Linked DNA regions of Homo sapiens: region 1 is linked to region 2. A link is a contact called in ENCODE Hi-C or POLR2A ChIA-PET data. All regions are on one chromosome and are shown on one strand. The core of a region is the stretch at or near the end of the contact, and the rest is flanking DNA. Distances in the headings are between cores, read along the strand shown.

Region 1 (3,651 bases), core at 293-2,792, 160 kb before region 2:
CACCCTCCCATAACTTGTGTCGCCACCACCCCCAGAAGCCCCAAGCCCCTATTCCCTTCTGTAGCTCAGGCTGCTATACAGGCTTCAGTCATCTCACCCTTCTTTGAGTCTCATATTTTGTGGGACTCCCATGTGTACACAATTAAATGCGGCTCTCCTCCTGTTAATCTGTCTTACGTCAATTTAAATCATAGCCCAGCCAAGGAACCTAGAAGGGTGTGGGGGAAGTCATTTTTCACTCTTCTGCACACTCTTGGTCTGTCTTCTAAACTCAATCCCTGGGAAGTAGCAGTTTCCCTCTAAGGGAGACAGATATTCCTTTAGCAGTCCCCTCAGTGAGCAGGATACTCTGAGAAAGGGGACAGGCCTGAACAGCCCATTGCCAGGAGATTTTGGGGGTCAGTTCTATTTCAGAAGAGCTGGGCTGAAACTTGACAAGATTAATAGGCATGTTAAAGAAATCTAAACATAGGCTGGAGGAGTGCCACAAAAGTCATCAGCACATGAACACACACACAGACTCTGCTCTTTCCCCTCTCACTCTATGCCATCAGATTCTGGATGAACTTCCATTCGTTTATGCTCAAAGTTGGATGAGAATGCCACAGAAAAAATAGGTTCTGGGGTACATGCAGAAAACGCTACATAACTTGTGGGGCCCAGTACAAAATGAAAATGCAGAATCCCTTGTTCAAAAGTATTAAGAATGTCAAGGTGGTGACAGGAGGACATTAAACCAAGCACAGGGTCCTTCTGAGCATGGGATCTTGTGCGACTGTGCCCAGAGCCTACGTGCACGATTCATATCATTGCATACGTGTATTCATGTGCCAATTCTGGTTTAGGGATCTTCTTTGCATGTAGAATACTCAACTTTCTTGAAAACAGAGCAGTAGAGATGGCCTATAGTGGAAGAAACCAAATAGGATACTCGTGGACCCCTGCCTCTAATAAACTCAGCTATCAACGATTAATTCAGGGTCAAGAATTAAACTAGCAAATAACTACAAGAGAGAAAATATTGACAATTGGTATGTTGTTGGTGAAGAAAAGATGAGTAGCTTTATTTCTTCCCATTATGTTCCAATTACACTCTTTTCCCATGTAAAGAGACACTTACTATGGGAAATCCTTGGGAGAAGGGTCTATTTAGGTTTCACTTCTAACTCCTCCAAGGCACTTAGCACCATGCTTGGCACTCAACTGTCGTTGTTGGATGAAACAATTCAGAAATTGCCAGAATGTCAGGCTTGGGAGAATGAAGGGACAAATGGATACCTAATGCCTCTATTTCTTAAAAAAATAATAAAGTTGAAAATACGGGAAATGTTTCTTTGCTGTGCTCAGGCACAGCAAAGAGAAAGACACAACTGAACCACGTTCAAGCTTCGGTGGAGAAGGGTAAACAAGGGAGAGATTATACGTAATTATACCTAATCATGTTTCAGGGGATAAACAGCAATCAAAGGCAAGGAGGTGCCGAAGCCTGGCCCCTTTCCAGCGGCAGCCCAGAAACCAGCAGGGAAAGCAGGCCCTGGGCAGGAAACACTCCCCAAAGAACTGTTTTCAGTTCGTTAGGGAACGGCCTGTTGCGCTGTTTTGTGTTGTGATTTTACTTTTTCTGCCCAGGGGTGGGGTGGGCAGTTCTGGAGTTCCTTTGGCTGTTCCTTTTGCACTTTGGAGTTGATTTTTTTCATTTGGTAATGGCTGAGGCTAACCCCCACCCCTCAAAACAAAAAAACAACAAAAAAATCAGCTCTCCAAAGGAACACTGAAGCCAAAGCCAAATCATTTGAAATGCTTGGCTAGTACAGAGGAAAAAAAGAATTTCTGAACCAAAGTCTCTCCATTCGTTTAATATGTCATAGCATAGCACATTAAAATGTATTCTCTGCAAAAACAAACACTTACAGACCCAGTTTCTGCACAAGTCAAAGGAAGAGACCAATGAGATTTTGACAACTCAGACCTTAAACACATATTTTGGGGAAAAATTATATTTTATTTGCACATTTTGTGGTCAAATTACCCAAATAATTACACTTTTATCTCTGCTGGTTATTAACCTAAATAGTCAACTATATTTTTTTCTGAGTTTAGGTAAACTAGTGGCATTAACGCTTCAGTAGATACTATCAAGACTAACTTGGGGATCAGGAAAGCCCAAATCTTGAACATTCTACTGGCCTCAGATGGCTATGGCATAGGTCTATGAGGAAACAGCTCCAAGCTCTGCTCAGCATCTGCTCTGCATACCCTACGGCCTCAGAGTCATCGGGGTAATCTTTCCCCTTGTGCTTAAATTAAATGTGTATTTCACACATAATTATAGGGTTCTATGGGACATCCAAGATGGTATCCACCTGAATTAATCGTGTTAAGCTTCTACACAGGTAATTAACCGGGTAGAAATAGCCTGGGGCATCCAAATAACCAAAACCGCTTCAATGTTGGGACACTGAAACATTCTCAGAGGCCTCACAGGGCCGAGCTGCCAGAGACAGCCGTTCTTAAATGTTAGGCTATCCATCAGCGTCACCTGGGAAACTTGTTAAACATGCACAATCTGCCGCTTCACCTTCTGAGAGTCTGATGGGGTGGCCTAGGAAGGGGTCCGTAAATGTGCACACTATAAAGCCACATGGCTTTTGTTGAAGGGGCTCAGGGGCTCAGAGGCTCATGCTTAGAGAAGTATGCTCTACAAACTTGAGCAAGCGTTCACATCACTGGGAAGTTAAAACACAGATGCTGGGCCCCACTCCCTGAGTTTCTGATTCAGAAGGTCTGGGATCAGTCCGGAGAACTGAATTTCTAACAAGCACCCACGTGACATTGCTGCTGCTGGTCCAGACAACACACTTTGAGACCCACTGTTATAGACCCTTAATATTCAAAGAACAGAACCGAGGGCGGCAGCATTGGCATCACGTGGAAGCTTGTTAGAGATGCAGACTCTCAAGCTCCATGTCACATGTTATGAATCAGGATCTACTTTTTACTAAGATCCCCAACTGATTCACATCACATGAACTTCTGAAAACGGTTGATTTAGATTAGCGGTTTGCCACCTTGAATACACATTGAAATCACCTGGGAAGCTTTTGGCAGGTACTGATGCCTGAGACCTGGTTTCGTTGCTTTGCCCAGGTTTTGGAAGTTTTAAGAGCTTCCCAGATAATTTTAATACACAGCCAAGGTAGAAAACCGCTACCTTAGGAGATGTCGGATAAGTACTTGTTGGGTGCCTGTTGATGGAAATTTCCAGCCATGCTGAGGCGATAGCTTCACTTTAGCGCTAGTCTTCATCCTGCCAAGTGGCCTCCCTGTGTACGGAGGCTCTGCCACGCTGACAGCACAGGCCAAGGAAGAAAAGTCTCAGAATGTGAGTAATCCGAGCACACACCGAAAATAATACAGACAAAAAAAACTTTTAAAAAATCCTCTGATTAGTATTCTCAGTGAGATTTGAGAGGACATTGCAGTGATAAAGCAGAAAAAAAACTGTTATGAAAAAGAGCAGTCTGAGAACAACGTAGAGTTCTTAGAGATGAAACACACTGTTGAAATAAAATTCTCAAGAGAGCAGGAAATAGCAGGGTGGATATCACAGAACGAGGAATTAGTGAGTTATAAAAGCTGTTTCCAAATGCC
Region 2 (3,750 bases), core at 192-2,691:
ATGCTATTAATTACTACTACTATTAGGTATTGCTATTAATACTCAGGTGTGAGAATTGGGGGGAACACAGGTATGAAAGGCAGAAGAGAGGGGTTGCAAATGGGCATGAAGAAACTTTTGGAGGTAAAGGATAGCGTCACTACCTTGATGACCATGATGGTTTCATGAGTGTATGCATATGTCAAAACTTACTAATTCATACACTTTGAATATGTACACTTTATTATATGTAAATGATATCTCAAAAAAAGTTGTGTTTTAGAAAGGTGCAGTGAGGTCCAAGAGAGAACTAAGAATTTATCAATGGGCCTGGCACGGTGGTTCACTCCTGTAATGCCAGCACTTTAGTAGGCTGAAGTGGAAAGATCGCTTGAACCCAGGAGTTTGAGACCAGACTGGGTAACATAGGGAGACCCCATCTCTACAAAAAATAAAAAAATTACCCGGGTGCAGGTGCAGTGGCGTGTGCCTATAGTCCCAGCTACTCAGTAGGCTGAGGCGGGAGGATCACTTGAGCCCAGGAGGCAGAGGTTGTAGTGAGCTGAGATCATGCCACTGTACTGCAGCCTGGGTGACAGAGTGAGACCCTGTCTCAAAAAAAAAAAAAAAAATTATCACTGGATCCAGCAATGTGGAGGTCATTAATCTAGGCGACCTCCAGTCTGGATTTGCCCAGGACTGTGGTGGTTCCTGGAACACAAGACTTTCCATTTTAAAGCCTGGAAATGTCCCAGGCAATCAGGGATGAGCTGCTGACGCTGACAGGATGAGAGGGGCATCTGTCATGGAAGTCAGTGGCAACCTTGACAAAGGCTGTTTCGGTGGGACTCTGGGGACAAAAACCCTCTGGAATAGTTCAAGATAGAATGAGAGAAGAATTGGGGATACTGAATATAGACAACTCTTTTGAGAATTTTTGTTCCAGCAGCAAGGAGAGAATTGCGGTAGTAACTGGGGAGGTGGGGGGGATAGGGTGTCCAGCAAGTTAAGTTTTAAGATAGGAGTAATTACAGCCTGTGTGTGTGCGAATGGAAATAATCCAGTAGGGAGAAAGTTTTTGATAATGCTGCACCATACAGACAGAGATCACTGCAGGAGAAAAGCCTCCAGTAGCCGACCTACTTCTCAAAGCAGAGTTCCCACATGTGGTCTGCAGCTCCCTGCCAGGCCACAGGAGCTCCCACAGTGGGTCACAGTGACCCCTCATGTCTCTTCTTCACTTCTTACAGGCAAGTGACTCCTGCTTCTATAGACTCTCATACTTTTGGCTTAGAAGGGTTACTTACTAGTAACGTAATAAGTGAGTCATGAAAAGTTACTAAAATGTACTATCCATAAACTAAAATTACCTAGGACTCTGACTGTGTCCTTTGCTAAAAAACCTGGCTGCCACACAACACTTGGCAACACTGTCAAGCTCCTACCCTGCAAGCACACTTGCAAATGGTTAGAATTTCACAACTTTCCGGAAGGGCTCATGGCTACGACTTCATCAGTGTTGCCCACTGGCTGTGGTTTTTGTTTCGTTACTGATGGCCTTGCTATTTTTATTATAAAAGCTTCTTTTAGTTTAGCTTTAATGTGACCATTCACCTTTTAGTGGGTTGCTAGGTTTACTTCACAGTCTACAATAATCCAGATTGGCAGCGATAATATTTAACCTGCAATTTTCCTGTATTTCATCAAGGCCGTCTAAGTTTGATGTTCAACCCTTAATCACTCATATCCCTATGATGGGCTGTTAGCAAATATCAGCTACTTTCATAAGTAAAACAAAACTATTGAGAGTTATTTTTAAGTTTTTAGGAAATTGTTTTATAGTACAAAAATCCTTTAGTATGTTCATATTCTTTTTTTTTTTTTTGAGATTGAGTCTCCTTCTGTTGCCCACGCTGGAGGGCAGTGGCACGATCTTGGCTCAATGCAACCTCCACCTCCTGGGTTCAAATGATTCTCCTGCCTCAGCCTCCTGAGTAGCTGGGATTACAGGCACCTGCCACCACACCCAGCTAATTTATTGTAATTTTAATAGAGACAGGGTTTCACCATGTTGGCCAGGCTGGTCTCGAACTCCTGACCTCAAATGATCCACCCACCTTGGCCTTCCGAAGTGCTGGGATTACAAGTGTGAGCCACCGCGCCCAGCCTAGTATGTTCGTATTCTAAAGTAACTACTAAGTGAATCATTTATGTATTGCTAGCAGCACGGCAAATTCAATCTGTTTTATTTCTTTCCATTCTTTATAATCCTTGAGTTTTTTCCTGAGTGGAAATTTGAGGGGAGGGGAGAGCACGAAGTCTTATACCCTGCCTGTGAGTGCCACAGTCAAAAGGTTCAGGGGCCCCAGTTCTACAATTCTAGAAGGGGTTTTAGGACTTTTCAGGACAGACCTTCATGCCAGCGCAGGCAGAGTTTATAACTCTCCAAATCCTGTGAACAGCGGTTTTCCTAATTCCAGCCTGGCCCCCACAAGTGCCCACAGCTATTCCTTCCTTCTTCTTAAGAACCAGCCCAGAGTAGGCTGTGGCTGTGCACAACAGGGAATAACATCCCATTTTTCTGGGCTGCATCTTTCATTTTTTTCTTGCCCCTTTGGCTTCTCTCTTCTCCTTGCCCCAAGATTTAGACTTACTGCTCTAAATATAGCTTCCAACAGGTGTGCAGCCAGGGTGGGGAGGCTGTGGTCCAGCTGTCCCCAGACACATGGATTCTCTCCAAAGGCCTTGCTGGGCCACAGCATTGGGAGGGACAAAAGGAGGCACAGCTTCTCATTCCCAGAGCAAAGCTGAGCCCAAGAGAGTGCGCAAGCTACCTCCAGACTAGGGAGAACTACTCCAGGTCAACAAGGAATCAGGAATTAGGTCCTATGTTCCCATTCGTGGCAGACATTGCCAGATGTCTACTCAATAACCGTGTCCTCCTTTCTTGTTAGTATAAACCTCATTTGTCAGGAAGGTGGGGGTGGAGAAAGGGATCAACAGAACAAAGAGTCCCAGCTAAAGACAAAACTAAATTAAACAGGTCAAGCGCAGTGGCTCATGCCTGTAATCCCAGCACTTTGGTAGGCTGAGGCGGGCAGATCACTTGAGGTCAAGAGTTCAAGACCAGCCCGGCCAACATGGTGAAAACCTGTCTCTACTAAAAAAAAAAAAAAAAAAATTAACCAGGCGTGGTTGTGCGCACCTGTAATCCAAGCTACTTGGGAGGCTGAGGTAGGAGAATTGCTTGAACCCAGGAGGTGGTGGAGGTTGCAGTGAGCAGAGATTGCACCATTGTACCCCAGCCTGGGTGACAGAGCAAGACTCTGTCTCAAAAAAAAAAAAAAAGGCTAAATTAAACATTATATTTTCTAGCCTACCTCTGGCCAATAAGACATACATACATTAAAAGGTTTCTAAGAAAGACTTGCTTTCCTCTCTTCCTGCCCACGTCCTGATAAGTGGGGCTGCAGCAGCCATCTTGTGACCATGAGGAAATGGCCAAGAGAAACAGAGACTGCGGATCCAAATCTTTGAACCACTAAAACACTACCACTACTTATCACTCTTGTTGTGTGGGGTTAAAAAAATAATAAATACTTACAGGTTTAAATTCCATCTCTTGACTGAATGCAAGTCCTAATGGATAAACCATCTGATATGGTATGGCCTGGCTCTGTGGCCCCATCCAAATCTCATCTTGAATTGTAATCCCCATATGTTGAGGGAGGGATCTGGTGGGAAGTGACAGGATCATGGACACGGTTTCCC

The links. Hi-C counts contacts between places; a loop is a spot of excess contacts on that map. ChIA-PET counts read pairs that join two places held with the same protein, here RNA polymerase II (POLR2A).
Region 1: a map of gastrocnemius medialis shows a loop between it and region 2 (2.0-fold over the local background). The contact joins two enhancer-like sites. A Hi-C loop is called at or near these places in 1 of 168 maps with a recorded cell type or tissue (gastrocnemius medialis). POLR2A ChIA-PET finds 5 or more read pairs at or near these places in 1 of 52 experiments (HEK293T).

Annotation. Positions count from the first base shown.
Region 1 is chr15:72,992,856-72,996,506 of GRCh38, reverse strand. No RefSeq gene overlaps it. Among named protein-coding and RNA genes, the nearest start is that of NEO1, 58 kb to the left of the region's middle. Within about 2 kb of position 1,542, at least 8 of the 41 ENCODE cell types and tissues checked have a DNase peak (open chromatin) inside an H3K27ac peak, as active enhancers do.
Region 2 is chr15:72,836,087-72,839,836 of GRCh38, reverse strand. The region is part of intron 1 of LOC107984801 (a long non-coding RNA gene); the gene reads right to left. Among named protein-coding and RNA genes, the nearest start is that of ADPGK, 54 kb to the right of the region's middle. Within about 2 kb of position 1,441, at least 5 of the 41 ENCODE cell types and tissues checked have a DNase peak (open chromatin) inside an H3K27ac peak, as active enhancers do.